5 separate regions of the Homo sapiens genome follow, and regions 1, 3, 4 and 5 are each linked to region 2. Evidence: chromatin contacts called from ENCODE Hi-C or POLR2A ChIA-PET data. All regions are on one chromosome and are shown on one strand. Each heading gives the region's core, a stretch centred on a gene start or an enhancer-like site at or near the end of the contact. The rest is flanking DNA. Distances are from core to core; before and after follow the strand shown.

Region 1 (2,779 bases), core at 249-2,748, 210 kb after region 2:
ACTCGTATCCATTGCTGGTGGGAGTGTGAAATGGAAGGGCCACTTTGGGAAAAGATCTGGCAGTTTCTTATAAAACTAAATGTATACCTACCCTATACCTACTCTAGGTGTTTCTACAGAATAAATGAACGCCCATATGCACAGAAAAACTTGTACAAGAAGAACCAGCGTAACAGGTTTACTCATAAGAGCCTCCAGATGGAAACAGCCAGGGGTCTTTCAACAAGAGAATGACTAAAAACCCACAGAATGTTCACACAGTGGACGTTACTCAGCAATAAAACAGAACAAATCGCTGGCACCTGCAGCAACATGGGTAGCTCTAAGAAACACTCAAACTGGCAAAATTATTTCGTGGTGGAAAAAAAGCACAATTGTGGTTGCCCTGGGGAAGGTGGGGACTGTGATGCACCTGGAGGGGCATGAGGAACTTACTGGGGTGATAGTGATGTTCTATGTTCTGGTCAGGCTGGGATACACGTGGATACCTTTGTTAAAATTCAAAGAACGGAACGTTTCACACCTGTGCATCTCAGGGTATATACATTTTACTTCAAAGAAAAACAAAAATAATCACAGACAAATGCCGGACTCTAGTTAATGAAATGCAAACTGAGGTGTTGACAGGATGTTGTGTGCTGATTTCTGCAGCTTATTTTAAGTGCATCAAAACCAGCGTGGATGCTGGTGGCCAGAGGGATTTGTGGTGAAGCAAACAGCAAAATGGTTGCTGTGGAATCTAGGTGGTAGGTGCATGGGTGTTTACTTTAGAATCTTTCATGGTTTCTTTTTTGTGGTTTTGTTTTGTTTTGTTTTTGAGACAGGGTTTTGTTCTGTCGCCCAGGCTGGAGTGCATTGGCACAATCCCAGCTCACTGCAGCCTCAACCTCCCAGGTTCAAGCAATCCTCTCACCTCAACCTTCCGAGTAGCTGGGACTCCAAGCCTGCACCACCATGCCTGACTAATTTTTTGTATCCTTTATAGAGATGGGATCTCACTATATTGCCCGGGCTGGTCTTGAACTCCTGGGCTCAAGTGATCCTCCTACCTCAACCTCCCAAAGTGCTGGGATTACAGTCATGAGCCACCACACTCAGCCCTCTTTCATCTTTTCTATGTTTGAAAAGTTTTACGGCAAAAAGTTGGAAAAATGTAAAAAAGATTGAAACCTATCAACCAAAAATAGGAAAAATAAAATAAAAGAGATGGCAGGAGACCACCCCCTTTCCCCCTAACTCAGCTTCCAACCCTCCCTTTCCCCGCCCAGTTAGGACAGGAACCCCAAGGGCTCGGGCCCCCCGTGCCTGTGCGGGGAAGGAGGCACCCCCGTGCCTGTGCGGGGGCTGGTCATCTGCCCTCCGGTGCATTCTCTGCACTCCACTTCCCCTCGCCCGCAGTGAGCAGTCACAGTTGGCGGAAACTACACCCAGGCAGCCTCTGCCCACAAATTCAGTGAAAATGCAAACCCCGCAGGAGCTGGACTCTCGAGAGCTTGCGGCGCCACCTGCTGGAGGAAAGGCTTTCTGCACCCGAGTTCCTCTCCCCTTCCTCGCTGCCACCCGCCTCCCTGCCCAGGCTGGGCGGGTCCCCTCTCTGCAATCTCGGGGCACTGGTGCACGGGAAATGCCCAGTGCTTCATAACCTCCCCCCACCCACACCTCAACATCCAGTCCTCAGTGGACACCGCCCCCGCTCGACAAACATATCACACAGGCACAGTCCAAGACCACCCATTCCAGGAGGAGCATAAGCCCCAGTGCCCATCACCCCAGCCTCTTCCTCTCTCCCTCTGACGCAGTGACATAGGCCCAGGACACTGAAGACCCTTGACTTTATAAACATGCTGAAGTCAATCATTCTGAAGCTGTAGTTTTTATTATTATTATTATTTTTTATTTTTTGTAAAGACAAAGCCTTGCTATGTTGCCCAGCCTGGTCTGGAACTCCTGGATTCAATTGATTCTCCTGCCTCGGCCTCCCAAAGTTCTGGGATTGCAGGTGTGAGCCACTGTACCCAGCCTGAAGCCGTAGTTCTTTAATTATTGTCAACAGCAATACCCATCCCTCTGTGAGCAGCAGGGCCTGCTGGCATGGCTGACAGCCCTGCATCACTGCATCGAATCTGCTGCCTGGGACTCCAGGTGAGCTCCGATTCCCAGCTGGAGGGACAAGCTGTGTGGGGCTGGGCAGGGTGAATTGCGGGAGACCAAGCCCAGACTGAGGGCCACAAGCCACATGAGCACTGGGGCCAGGCAGGGACAGTGAAGGAGACAGTGCAACTCTGAGGAAAGACAACGCCACAGAATGGAGAGGCCCAGGCCCGGGGTTCCCTTCTGCTGCCGGACAGGCATGCCTGTGCCTCTCCCCCAGTCCCCGTGATGGTCAAGCCATGTGCTCTCTGAGAGGCAAGCGAGGCTCCTGACAGCAGGCTTTAGGCTTTAACCAAATTGTCTGTTCTGCAGGGTGAGCTGCACAGGTGCCCCCACTCCCGACTTCTTTGAATCCCTGTTGTCTCCAAGTCCTACCCATCCTTTCCAGGTGAACAGAAACACTGCCCAGGGGAGAACGGAGGAAGAATCCAGGAAAGGCTGCCCGAGAGCCTGGCTGAGTCCACGCCATCGCCAAGAGCAGCGCCAAAACTCAGGAGCTGGTGAGATTATGGCTCAGGGCCCACATCAACATGAGGGGGTGTCAGTCCCATGATCAATGAGTCCCTGTCTCACCACCTCCTGCCATCCACACCTTGAGGGCCACAGCCAGCACGTGAATTGGAGCTGG
Region 2 (2,700 bases), core at 1-2,500:
TTGCTGTGGACTAATTCTCATTTCAACATGTGGCTGTCATTTCCCTGTCATCATGGCTGATTTACAACAGGGTTTAATTAAATTCTCTGTACATTATTCAGCATTCTCCAAAGACAACACCAGAGAGGCCCGGGGTATTTAAAATGTCACCTGCTGAGACATATCACCTCTTCCTAAATAAATATGACAGTGATCAAACTTTGGCTAATTACAGTGACTTAGTTATTTGTTTGTATGTTTTAATATTTAATTGCTTTCATGTTCATCCAATTACTGAGCCACAGCAAATAGAAATTAACTTTTTATCAGCGTGACTCAGCCCAGCTCATAAGCACTCCAAAGCCTCAATACAATAGGAACTGCCCAAGCTGAGGATCACAGCCATGTTCTCAGCTCAGTGGACGGGGCCATTAAATTAAGGGAGAATCCTCACGGCTCCATCCCCGTTCCCAGCCTGCATGGGGCTGCGGGCCCAGCTTCCAGGAGCATCTAACTCAAAGCCAAGCAGCTGAGCGAAGGAACGCAGGCAGGGCTTCTAATTCCACACTGACACCCGATGGCCACTCTGTGCAACTGCCCCGGGTCCTTCAGATACTTAAGATTCCTGGGGAGATGAATAGGAACTCCTGGGTACACAGAAGTGAGAGTTTTTGAGTTCCCATATCAGTAACCTAAGTTTCTCCTCACCAGGGAGGCTCTTTCTTGATGGTCCTCCAGCTTTGAGGGCCATCTGCTCCTCTGGAGACGTCCTGGCTCCTTCTGCCAAGCTTCCTGGGACAAAGGGGACACCTGAGGGCTGGTTGAGTGCCTGCTGTTTTTAGAAACGGGAGCCAGGATAGGAACACAGCCCATCACCACCCGTCTTCTGATCAAATGCATTAGCCAGTCCTCAAAATCGTCCACCACGCCCTTGAAAGCCAATTCCTCTGATGTTATCTTAAAAGCTCCCCCTGGCTCTCTTTCCCACCCATCGTTCCAATACATCATTGACATCTTGACATCCACTCTTCTCCCAAGGCTAGCCTGGGCATGGAAGAATTTCTGCAGAATTTTAGAAATAAAAAAAAGAGGAAGAAGTAAGCCTTTCTGGGAAGCTTCAGCAATTCCAAATGGGATAAGCAAGTTCTACCTCCAGCCTAATCCCACAGCCTCATGGGATGTTGGCTTAAAATGTTCAACTTTCCAAAAATAAAAAATAATCTTTCCACGCACTTAACATCTTATCTCTCCTGCTCAGCTGTAAGCTCCTTAAGTGGGGGTGGGGAGGCTCAGAAACCAGAAGAGAGGCAGCTGGGGTAAGAGCTGCAGAAAATGCTGGCTGACCAGCTCTCTGTGGAAGGGGCCATGCCTGGCCTTTGTTGTTGTTGTTTTTAATAAGTACTTAAAACAAGTTAATAATATTTATATAAAGTAATATTTCTCCTATGATTCACTTTCAATTTATTTTAGAAAAAAATATATAAGTGTACCCAAAATTCCAAATCAATTTAAAGTAAGAACTCTCAGTTTTTGTCTAATACATCTTATTTTATCTTATTTTGAGACAGAGTCTTGCTCTGTCGCCCAGGCTGGAGTGCAGTGGCTCAATCTCGGCTCACTGCAACCTCCCCTTCCCGGGTTCAAGCGATTCTCCCCCTCAGCCTCCCAAGTAGTTGGGACTACAGGCACGAGCCACCATGCCCGGCTAATTTTTGTATTTTTAGTAGAGACAGGGTTTCACCATGTTGGCCAGGCTGGTCTCAAACTCCTGATCTCAAGTGATCCGCCCGCCTCGGCCTCCCCAAGTGCTGGAATTACAGGCGTGAACCACCACACCCGACCCAATAAATACTTTAACGTCCAAAAAAAATTAAAAATGGTTGGAAGAGTGTTTCTTGATAAATATCAACATTTCTTCAACGTAGTTGCCTGGTCTTTGTAAGGAGTGTGGCTCACTCGGGGCAGCCGGGGGTCCTACAAGGAAATGCATTCATTCATTGAGCAAACAACCTCTACCGTGCGCTAGTGCACTAGGTATGGATTTAGTGATGATAGAAACAACCACCACAGGAAGAGACAAGGTCCCTGTCCTTGTGGCGCTGAAGCTGGAAGGAAACTCACAGATAATTCCGAGTGGGTGAGCTGAGGTGTGGGGAGGAGACGCGGAGACCGCAGGGGCGACCTGCCTGGTCTGAGGAGCTGGGAAAGGCTTGCCTGGGGAGGCCGCATGTGAGCTGACAGCTGAAGACAGACAAAGAGCCTTTTTCAATTAACAAAGAGGAAGAGGCCTCGCGGAAGATTTTTCCTGGGGGCTCAGAGTTTATGCAAATTAACCCAGCCCAGAACGAGGAATTCTAATTGGCCCCAGCAGGTGCCTCCTCGGCAGGGTCGTCCTGCAGTTGGGCACCTGTGTGAACGTCTCCATCAGGGTCCCCGAGGCCAGCACTGGCTGTCAGACCCAGTCTCCTCAGACCCGGAGATTTTTACCTGAAATTCACATTGAGTCTTCACTCCCCGTTCCTTTCGAACTAACTCCCCCTGACAGGCAAGTCCTTATAGAAAGCGACAAAGCTTCCAGTCCTGTGGCTTGGCTGAGAACGACTGAGAAACCAGGATGGGAAGAGGCCAAAGAGGACACAGTGGACTGAGCTGGGCTGGGCATCGGGGAAGGCTGGACCTCAGGGTCGTCAGGTCCCTGCAACGCGGGGCTGGCTCCGACGG
Region 3 (2,845 bases), core at 69-2,568, 240 kb before region 2:
TTTGCCCCCTGCTACTGCCAGGCCAAGCACCTTTCTCCCAGGATTATAATTCGCGTGGAGTGAACCCCCTTTCTATTTTCAAGGTGTCCAGCTCTTGCAGGGCACTGCACCTTAGGTGGATCACCCAAGAGTCTGCTGAGTACCCCCGCACAAGTCCGGAGAGACACACAGAAGCGGGGCGTTGTCCTCAGGGACTCGAGACTCACAGACGAAGATTGGAAACCCACCAAGCCCTCTGTGAAATCTGGGCCACCAGCACCCTGCTCCTGTGGGGTGAGAGTTGTATCATGGGGACAAGGATGGTGCCCTGTAAATGCTGACCCACCGATGGGGACACTGGGGATCGGGCAGTTTGGGGACAAAGGCAGACCCAGGGGAGTGGCTACTTGGAGATTAGGAAGAGAAGTGTGGGTGGGAGGCTGCCTCCTGTGGCCCAGGGTATCCTGTCAGTGTGCTGTTTGACCCAAGCCATGTGGTGGGGTCCCCAAGAAGCAGCAAGTTCAGGGGATGCTGTTCTCATGCAATTATATTCCTCTCAATAGCAGCTTTCAGGAAACACAAGGCCAGAGGCACTTTAATTGGAATGGCTTTATAACACTTTTCACATCAGATCAAACCCTGTGATGACCAATGCATTCCACTGTTTGGTTTGAAAAGCACGTTAACAGAGGGGTGCAGGGCTGGATTCACTGGAGATGTACAGAACTGCCCCAGTGCAGCTCGGATGGTTCTGCAGGCCCAGGGTGAAGGAATGAATTGGCTTCCTCATGTGTTTTAAATCCATCACTGGTTGCAGCAAATCAATCCCCCAGAATACTAGCGTCCTTGGTGGAGTGATAAGATCAGGTTCTGGAATGCACTCTAGGCTCTGGCTCAAGATGGCCCTCACCCCACAGAGGCGTGGCGCCAAGGCCTCAGCACCCCCACCGTCTGGGGCAAGCAGCGGTGCCTGCCTTTGCCTTCCGGGAGGAAAGTTCTTCATCCAGATCTGTGGCCCCAGGATCCACCTTCCCAGGCTGCTGCAAGTTCTGCCTTGGCTCCATGCCAGAGAGTGTCACTGTGCCTGGGACATGGGGACCTGTCCCGGGGCTGGGGGAGAGGAGCGAGCAGAGGAAGGCTCCTGGCAGGCGAAGCCATGCTGGCCTCACTCCAGACCTCACATCCTCTCATCAGCTGAAGATGCACCAGTGCAGGCGGGCAGCACAGGGCCAGGCGGCCCATAGTTCCCTTAAGCGGGAGGGGTGGGAAATCGGGACAAGCTCCCTGAGAGCCAAGACCTCCAACTGCGGTGGGTCAGCCACACGGTGCCCGGGAAAGCAGGCGGTGGCCTCCCTGTTTCCCCCGAACCACAGCCGCTGACTCCACATGACGGGGCCATCTATGGGGCTTCTCTCAAGACCTTGCCCCAGGCGGATCCCCCTCATCTGCAGGCAGGGCCCCAAGCCCAGACCCCCAGGAAGGGGCCACCCTAACTGCCCTCCTCTAAAACCACAGCCTTGTTTTCCAGCAACCCCTGCCCCCTTCTAAAGGAATCCTTCCTCTCCCCTTGAAGTGCCTGCGGACAGATTAAAGCCTCCTTCTCTGTTCCAGATTTTTCTCCCAGAGGAGCTGAATTTCAGCCGAATACCCATGGGCAGTTAGGGTGGCCTCTAACAGCTCTCAGGGAGCCAGTCCCGATTTCACACCCCTCCCGCTGTGGGCACTGGTAAGGAGGCATCTCACTGGTCCACTGGCAATCCCGTGGGGAGCCGGCTCTTCTTGCGGGATTTGCTGAACCCAGGCTGGCAGAGCTCAGGCTGGCAAATCCCTGCATTGCAAAGCCAGGGCACTGAAAGGAGGCAGGGAGGGGCTGCTTCCGGGACCCAGAGTCTTGGCAGCTGTTGCTGGGCAAGAATCCACCCCTGCCGCTGCCATTGGTCCTTCTGCCTCTTCCTGGCAGAGCAAGAGTGATGCCCACACCCAGGGGTCTGGTCCGTTTCATCACCCAGGCTGCCTAAGGAGGCCATGCCCACTGGCTTAGGCAGCCTCTTGGGGTCCAGCGCCATCCCGGCCAGGGCCACAAAGACAGACACAGAGGAAGCAGCCACAGCTGCTTGGCCATGGCCCCCATGCCAGGGCTCCTGGGCACAGCTGCTCTGTGATTCTCCTGCCTGCTGCTTGCCCGGCTCCCTTGCCTTCTTTCTCCCCAGGGCCTCACCCTTTCCCAGTGCCTGTTGCTGCTGGATGGGCAGGCGGGCGTCCAACTCCTGCTCTCCTGCTGTCCTGTCTCCTGGGGTGCAGTGCTGGGCAGCCTCATGCAGCCAGGGTCTGTCTCGGGCTGTAGGGCACTGGGCACCCTTCGGGCACATTGGCCTCAGGCTCCCCAAGGGCAGGCCCCACCTGGCTTGTTCATCTGCACCTAGAGCAGCACTTGGCACACAGTAGGATCGAATAGATTAGTGATCTGAGGGACTGTGGCACCCACTCCTCCCCACAGCAGGAACTGGCCTGTTTGCACCCTTCCTGCGGGAATGGAAGCCTGACTTCTGGGAAGCCCTGGAACCCTGGAAGAGGAAGGGGCAGATCCTGGGGTGAACAGGCTGTGCGGTACAGCAGCAAACAGCAGAGAGGCTGGGGGTGGGGTGAGGGTGAGTGGCAGGGAAGTGAGGGCAGACCCTGCAGAATTCCAGAAAGGCCAGATCAGCAGTGACCCCTGTTTATCAGGGGTCCCCCTCCAACCAGGAACTGGGACCAAACCGTCAGAGTGTCTGCAAGAGTCATCAGGGCCAGAGGCAGTGTGGTGTCATGGTTAGAGCACGAGCTTTGCAAGGGACGTACACCTGGGTCCACGTCGCCGTGTGACCTC
Region 4 (2,828 bases), core at 11-2,510, 200 kb before region 2:
CACCGCAAAGCTACAGTAATCCAAAGAGTATGGCGCCGGCATAAAGGCAGGCATATAGACCAAAAGAGTAGAATAGAGACCCCAGAAATAAACCCTCGCATATATGGTCCAATGATTCTTGACAAGGGTGCCAAGACCATTCAATGAGGAAAAGAAGGTCTTTTCAACAAACAGTGCTGGGAAAACTGAATATCCACCTACATAAGAATGAATTTGGACCCTGACCTAACACCATATGCCAAAATTAATTCAAAATGGATTACAGACCTACATGTAGGAGCTAAAACCATAAAACTCTTAGAAGAAAACAAGGATACAGCTTCATGACATTGGATTTGGTGACGATTTCTTAGATATAACGTCAAAGGCACAAGCAACAAAGGAAAAAAATAGACAAATTGGACTTCATAAAAATTAAAACCTTTTGTGAGTCAAAAGACACTATCAACAGAGTAAAAAGGCAACCCACAGAATGGGAGAAAATATTTGCAAATCATGTATCTGGTAAGGAATTGATATCCTCAAGAGATTTCAGTGTCCAGAGTTTTGTCGTTGTTGTTGTTCCTTTTTGATATAGAGTCTCGCTCTGTTGCCCAGGTTAGAGTGCAGTGGTGTGATCATGGCTCACTGCAGCCTCGATCTCCTGGACTCAAGTGATCCTCCTGCTTCAGCCTCTTGAGTAGCTGGGACTACAGGCGGGCACCACCATACCTGGTTGATTTAAAATTATTATTTTTTTAATTTTAGTAGAGAGGAGGTCTCACTATGATATCCAGAGTGGTCTTGAACTCCTGGGCTCAAGTGATCCTCCCACCTCATCTTCTCATAGCATTGGGATTACAGGCATGAGCCACTGCACCAGACCCAAAGTTTTCACTGGGATTTCATTACGTAGCCATGACTGATTAAATCATTGTCCTCATGACTGAACTCAATCTTCAGCCCCTCTCCCCTCTCCGGACTTTGGGTGGACCAAAAGTTCCAGCCCTCTTATCACGTGGTTGGTCTTTGGTGGTCAGCCTCCATCCTGAAGTCCTCTTGGCATGTGCCAGGAGTCACACCATCAACACAATCAAGACACTCCTATCATTCAGGAAATTCCAACGGTTTTCTGTGCCAGGAACCAGGGACAAAGACATACTCTTTATTATACCACAGAGGTGTTGTCATTGTCCTTTTGCCAAGCTTAGGCTGGGGCTGAGAGAGAGAGAGGAAGTAACTGGCTCCAAATCCTGCAGCTGGCCTCTGACAGACAAGGGCAGCTCTCAGACCTGACAGCCTCAAACTCTCTGGGCTTAACCCCTAAACTGAGCCACTGCCACCATGTGAAGGGTGGGTGGAGGAAGAGCGCTGAGCAAACTTTCCCTGGGACCAGTGCAGACCAAGTGAGGAGAGGGGGAATTCCATTTCAGAAACGGAGGAACTGTATAATGCCATGAGAATTGCTTCTGGCTCGCAGGGAGTGAAAACCAGTGCTTGGGCTTCTGGGAAAGGACACAGAGCCTCTCTCCATGGAGAACTGATGACGTGCACAAGCCATCATCTGTCCTGAGAAGTTAAATCCAGGGCTGGGGAAGCAATTCCCAGTCCCAGCCCTTCCCTGCCTGCCCCACACCAGTGCTGGCTTGGGCAAGCTCCTAAGCCATACCAAGGCTCAGACCAAGAAAAGAATCGATTATCAGCCAACGAGGAAAGCACGCTACCACTCTTCTCTCCATCGAACCACTTAATCAAGGCTAAAAAGTTTGATTTTCTTCTTTATTGTCTACTGATTTTTTTTAACAAAGTTTTACAGCAGGCTGGCTCAAAACATGAAGCTTTGGGAAAGATTTGCTTTTCAATGCTGTGGGTTCTCACTGATAGTTATGTGTCTGGGGCCAGGGATCCTTCTCTAGGGTTCTTTTCACCCTATAATTCTGGAAAGAGAGAGTGAAATCAACTTGGGGTCGGTGTACCCTCAGATCCTGGAATCACACCCCTCAATACCATATTTTACCTGCATCATGTGTGCCTGGGTCCATTCCCCTAGGGAGGTCAAGAGCCCTGTTGTCCAATAGAGAGAGAATGTGAGCCACTGAGGTGATTTTAACTGAGGACATTTTTCTAGCAGACACAATAAAAAGAAACAAGCAAACTTAAATTTGATAATATATTTTATTTAGCCCAATATATCCAACATATTATCATTTCAACATGTAATTAATATACAAATCATGAATGAGATTTTTTCAATCTTTTATTCATTCTGAATCCTCAAAATCCAGTTCGGATTTGACGCGTACAGCACATCTCAGTTGGGAGAAGTGGTATGTCAAGTGCTTATTAAGAGCCACCTGCCGCTCGTGACCTCCACCTTAGACGGCTCATGACTATAGCCTTCGCCATCCTCCTGAAAGGGACCTGTGGCAACCCATAAAAGCTTAGAATTTCTGCTCAAGTGTCTGTCATGCTGTAGAGATTCCAATTTCCATCTGCAAATAACAGAGAGCCACTTCAGCTCTGCGTACGGGCCGCGTCTTTTATTCTCTGTATTGTGATACTTTGACATCAGGGGCTTTGCTGACACTGGAGAGAGTCCCTCCCAGGATTAGATAGTTCCTAGAGACAGCAGACAATGGCCTGGGAGTGTGCTTTTCAAATACAAATCACCCACTCTAGAGCCCACACCTCCCAACCACACTCTGGGCCCCTATCCACCTGCCTGTATCCCCCAGGGCCAGGTACCAGACAACTACAGACAGCTCCTATGTCCCAGAGCCTGCTGAAATTATTCAAACTAGCTAGTCCTAAACCTGTGTACCCTGCCTCGCCTGTTCCTTCCCATGGGA
Region 5 (2,700 bases), core at 97-2,596, 150 kb before region 2:
TCACACTCTCCTCTCTCTGACCTGGACTTCCAGCTGCCCTCCCTGCCATCTCTGCTCCCCCAGGCCACCCTCTGCATGGGGCAAGCCCAGTGAGGGACAATGAGCGTAAACATACGTGCCCTGGTGTTGATGATGCATAGAATTAGGAAGGGCGATGAAGATTCCTCTTCCAAGCGTGTCCCTTGAACAAGGAATTGCACCTCACCCTGGTCATGAATGTGTAGCAAGGCAATGGGTGCCAAGTCCCCTGGGATTCAGCTGCAACCCAGGCCAGCTGTGTGCCCTTGGGCAAGTCACGCCTCTCTCTGAGTCTCAGTTCCCCCTAGGACATTAAGGGGGATGAGTGTGGGGGCTTTCAGTAGCTTTGTTCAGTTTGCATCCTCTACATCTATGCCTTAGTTGTCTGCATTTTCCTGGCTCCAACCTGCTTCTAAGCGGGTATCTGGGAACAGAAAGAAAGAGGAGAGGAAGGAGGGGTCCTCACTCCTGATAAGCTGCAGTGGCAGCATCAGCCTTCAGGGCAAGGGGGCATCTGGCGGGGCAGTGGTCTCAGGAAGACATGAGGGGAAGCCCCCCCATCCGCCTGCATCCCATGGCTCCCCCGAGCTCTTGGCTCCTGGGCAGAGGGGTTTCCTGGCTGCTTTCTTGTGCCTTCCACCTTTGAGGATGAATTCTTTCTCCACCTTTAAGCACATTGACAAGATTAATGCCATAATCGGGAGGGGCTGCCATGGAGGCTCAGGGGTCTCTGAGCAATAACTCCTAATTCAGAAATTTATCTAGGGCAGCAAAGACAAGGGCACTCCCCACCAGGACCGGCCCTGCCGGGAAGGAGAGGAGCAGGTCTGCAGGCTCACCGCCCGCCGAAACATCCGCTTTGCACATGCCTAATTATAACTTGGGTTGCTACAAACGGAAATGGACTAAACCCATTAAATCTATTTTTTCTCCCGTGGTGGGAGGGAGTATGGATTTCTTAAAGATAGAGAATTTAAATTAAGCTTTAAAACTGTGACTGAGCGAGATTTAATACTGACAATTAGCCTGGACAAACAGTTAATCGTCCTGGCGGGGTAATTTATATACGTTCCATGTGCCCACGAGGCAGACAGCACACTGCACTGCAAATTAGTGCAAGGAAAGAGGCTTCGCTCCTCCTCGAGCTGCAGCCTGGGGGGGCGGGGGCTGTTTAGAGCTTCCCATCCCAGTGGCCTGACGTGGCAGGAGCAGGGTGGGCTGTCCCATTTTACGGGGTCTGCCTGGCAGACAGCCACCCAGATGTCTCAGACCCTGGTCCCTGGAATGGGAGTGGTCAGTGCAGCTGTTTCAGGGCTTGGAAAGGGAAAATCTTGCCTCTTCCTTCCAGGGAGGACATGGCGTAGTAGGCGGAGCTCAGAATTCTTGGAGGGTTTATTTTCTTTTATTTTTAAGTTTATTTTTATTTTTTATTTTTTCTCACTCTGTCTCCCAGGCTGGAGGGCAGTGGCATGATCTCAGCTCACTGCAGCCTCTGCCTCCTAGGTTCCAGCGATTCTCGTGCCTCATCCTCCCGAGTAGCTGAAACTACAGGTGCATGCCACCACACCCAGCTAATTTTTTGTGTTTTTAGTAGAGATGAGGTTTCGCTATGTTGTCCAGGCTGATCTTGAACTCCTGACCTCAAATGATCCGCCTGCCTCTGCCTCCCAAAGTGTTGGGATTACAGGCGTGAGCCACCATGCCTGGCCTTATTTATATTTTTAATTTTTCTGGGTACGTGGTTGGTGTGCATATTTGTGGGGTACATGAGATGTTTGATACAGGCATGCAATAGGAAATACACACGCCATGGAGAGTGGGGTATCCATCCCCTCAAGCATTTATCTTTTGAGTGACAAACAATCCAATGACACTCTTTAAGTTATTTTAAAATGTACAATTAAGTTATTGTTGGCTATAGTCACCCTATTGTGCTATCAAATAGTAGGTCTTATTCAATTTTTCTTTTTTCTTTTTTGGCACCCATTCTGGCTGCTCTGGCCCTGGAGACCTGAGTGGGCTGAGCACTCACTTCTCCACTCTGAATGTCAGTCTCCTTGTCTGTAAAATGGGCTGAATGAGCTTGGTGCTCACTTCTCCACTCTGAATGTCAGTCTCCTTGTCTGTAAAATGGGCTGAATGAGCTTGGTGCTCACTTCTCCACTCTGAATGTCAGTCTCCTTGTCTGTAAAATGGGCTGAATGAGCTTGGTGCTCACTTCTCCACTCTGAATGTCAGTCTCCTTGTCTGTAAAATGGGCTGAATGAGCTTGGTGCTCACTTCTCCACTCTGAATCTCAGTCTCCTTTTCTGCAAAATGGGAAGCACTTGCTCATCAGAGTTCTTGGGATGGGTTGGACGCCAGGTGGAAGCGTCTATCTCAGAGCCTCAATGGATCCTGTTTGCTCATCACCTGGTTCCTCCTAAATGGAGAGCTCCCTTATGCTCTCAGAAGCCCCATGTGCCTGGTCCTCAGAGAGTGCCCATGAATGGGGGCTAAACAACTGACTTTCAGTGTTTATAATAGCTGCTGTATGCTTCCCAGACAACAGCCTTCTCTACCTGGAATAGATGCGTCCATTCGTGGCAATGTGGCATTGATTTTTTTTTTTTAAATACCACATTAGCAAGACTTCTAAAGAAAAGATCCCTGGCTTCCTCACATGGAACGGGGTCCAAGCCA

What was found. Hi-C counts contacts between places; a loop is a spot of excess contacts on that map. ChIA-PET counts read pairs that join two places held with the same protein, here RNA polymerase II (POLR2A). Pooled maps may share reads with other maps.
Region 1: a loop to region 2 is called in a map of naive thymus-derived CD4-positive, alpha-beta T cell, with 11 times the contacts of the local background. The contact joins two enhancer-like sites. A Hi-C loop is called at or near these places in 1 of 168 maps with a recorded cell type or tissue (naive thymus-derived CD4-positive, alpha-beta T cell), 1 of 37 single-sample maps with no recorded cell type and 7 of 50 pooled maps. POLR2A ChIA-PET finds 5 or more read pairs at or near these places in 1 of 52 experiments (H1).
Region 3: a loop to region 2 is called in a map of HepG2, with 7 times the contacts of the local background. The contact joins two enhancer-like sites. A Hi-C loop is called at or near these places in 15 of 168 maps with a recorded cell type or tissue (B cell, CD4-positive, alpha-beta memory T cell, CD8-positive, alpha-beta T cell and 12 more), 8 of 37 single-sample maps with no recorded cell type and 19 of 50 pooled maps. POLR2A ChIA-PET finds 5 or more read pairs at or near these places in 1 of 52 experiments (BJ).
Region 4: a map of heart right ventricle shows a loop between it and region 2 (3-fold over the local background). The contact joins two enhancer-like sites. A Hi-C loop is called at or near these places in 47 of 168 maps with a recorded cell type or tissue (CD14-positive monocyte, CD4-positive, alpha-beta T cell, CD4-positive, alpha-beta memory T cell and 23 more), 8 of 37 single-sample maps with no recorded cell type and 35 of 50 pooled maps. POLR2A ChIA-PET finds 5 or more read pairs at or near these places in 2 of 52 experiments (A549 and SK-N-SH).
Region 5: a loop to region 2 is called in a map of heart right ventricle, with 2.1 times the contacts of the local background. The contact joins two enhancer-like sites. A Hi-C loop is called at or near these places in 1 of 168 maps with a recorded cell type or tissue (heart right ventricle) and 9 of 50 pooled maps. POLR2A ChIA-PET finds 5 or more read pairs at or near these places in 1 of 52 experiments (AG04450).

What each region holds. Positions count from the first base shown.
Region 1 is chr17:77,330,315-77,333,093 of GRCh38, reverse strand. All of the region lies in intron 2 of SEPTIN9 (septin 9), which reads right to left. Among named protein-coding and RNA genes, the nearest start is that of SEPTIN9-DT, 50 kb to the right of the region's middle. RefSeq lists enhancers at 2,064-2,639, 2,640-2,779. Within about 2 kb of position 1,498, at least 20 of the 41 ENCODE cell types and tissues checked have a DNase peak (open chromatin) inside an H3K27ac peak, as active enhancers do.
Region 2 is chr17:77,540,740-77,543,439 of GRCh38, reverse strand. No RefSeq gene overlaps it. Among named protein-coding and RNA genes, the nearest start is that of MIR4316, 150 kb to the right of the region's middle. Within about 2 kb of position 1,250, at least 5 of the 41 ENCODE cell types and tissues checked have a DNase peak (open chromatin) inside an H3K27ac peak, as active enhancers do; they include heart right ventricle, where a contact is called at or near this core.
Region 3 is chr17:77,778,276-77,781,120 of GRCh38, reverse strand. No RefSeq gene overlaps it. Among named protein-coding and RNA genes, the nearest start is that of LINC01987, 51 kb to the right of the region's middle. Within about 2 kb of position 1,318, at least 8 of the 41 ENCODE cell types and tissues checked have a DNase peak (open chromatin) inside an H3K27ac peak, as active enhancers do.
Region 4 is chr17:77,737,588-77,740,415 of GRCh38, reverse strand. No RefSeq gene overlaps it. Among named protein-coding and RNA genes, the nearest start is that of LINC01987, 10 kb to the right of the region's middle. Within about 2 kb of position 1,260, at least 10 of the 41 ENCODE cell types and tissues checked have a DNase peak (open chromatin) inside an H3K27ac peak, as active enhancers do; they include heart right ventricle, where a contact is called at or near this core.
Region 5 is chr17:77,688,962-77,691,661 of GRCh38, reverse strand. No RefSeq gene overlaps it. Among named protein-coding and RNA genes, the nearest start is that of LINC01987, 38 kb to the left of the region's middle. RefSeq lists enhancers at 1-214, 215-1,094. Within about 2 kb of position 1,346, at least 4 of the 41 ENCODE cell types and tissues checked have a DNase peak (open chromatin) inside an H3K27ac peak, as active enhancers do; they include heart right ventricle, where a contact is called at or near this core.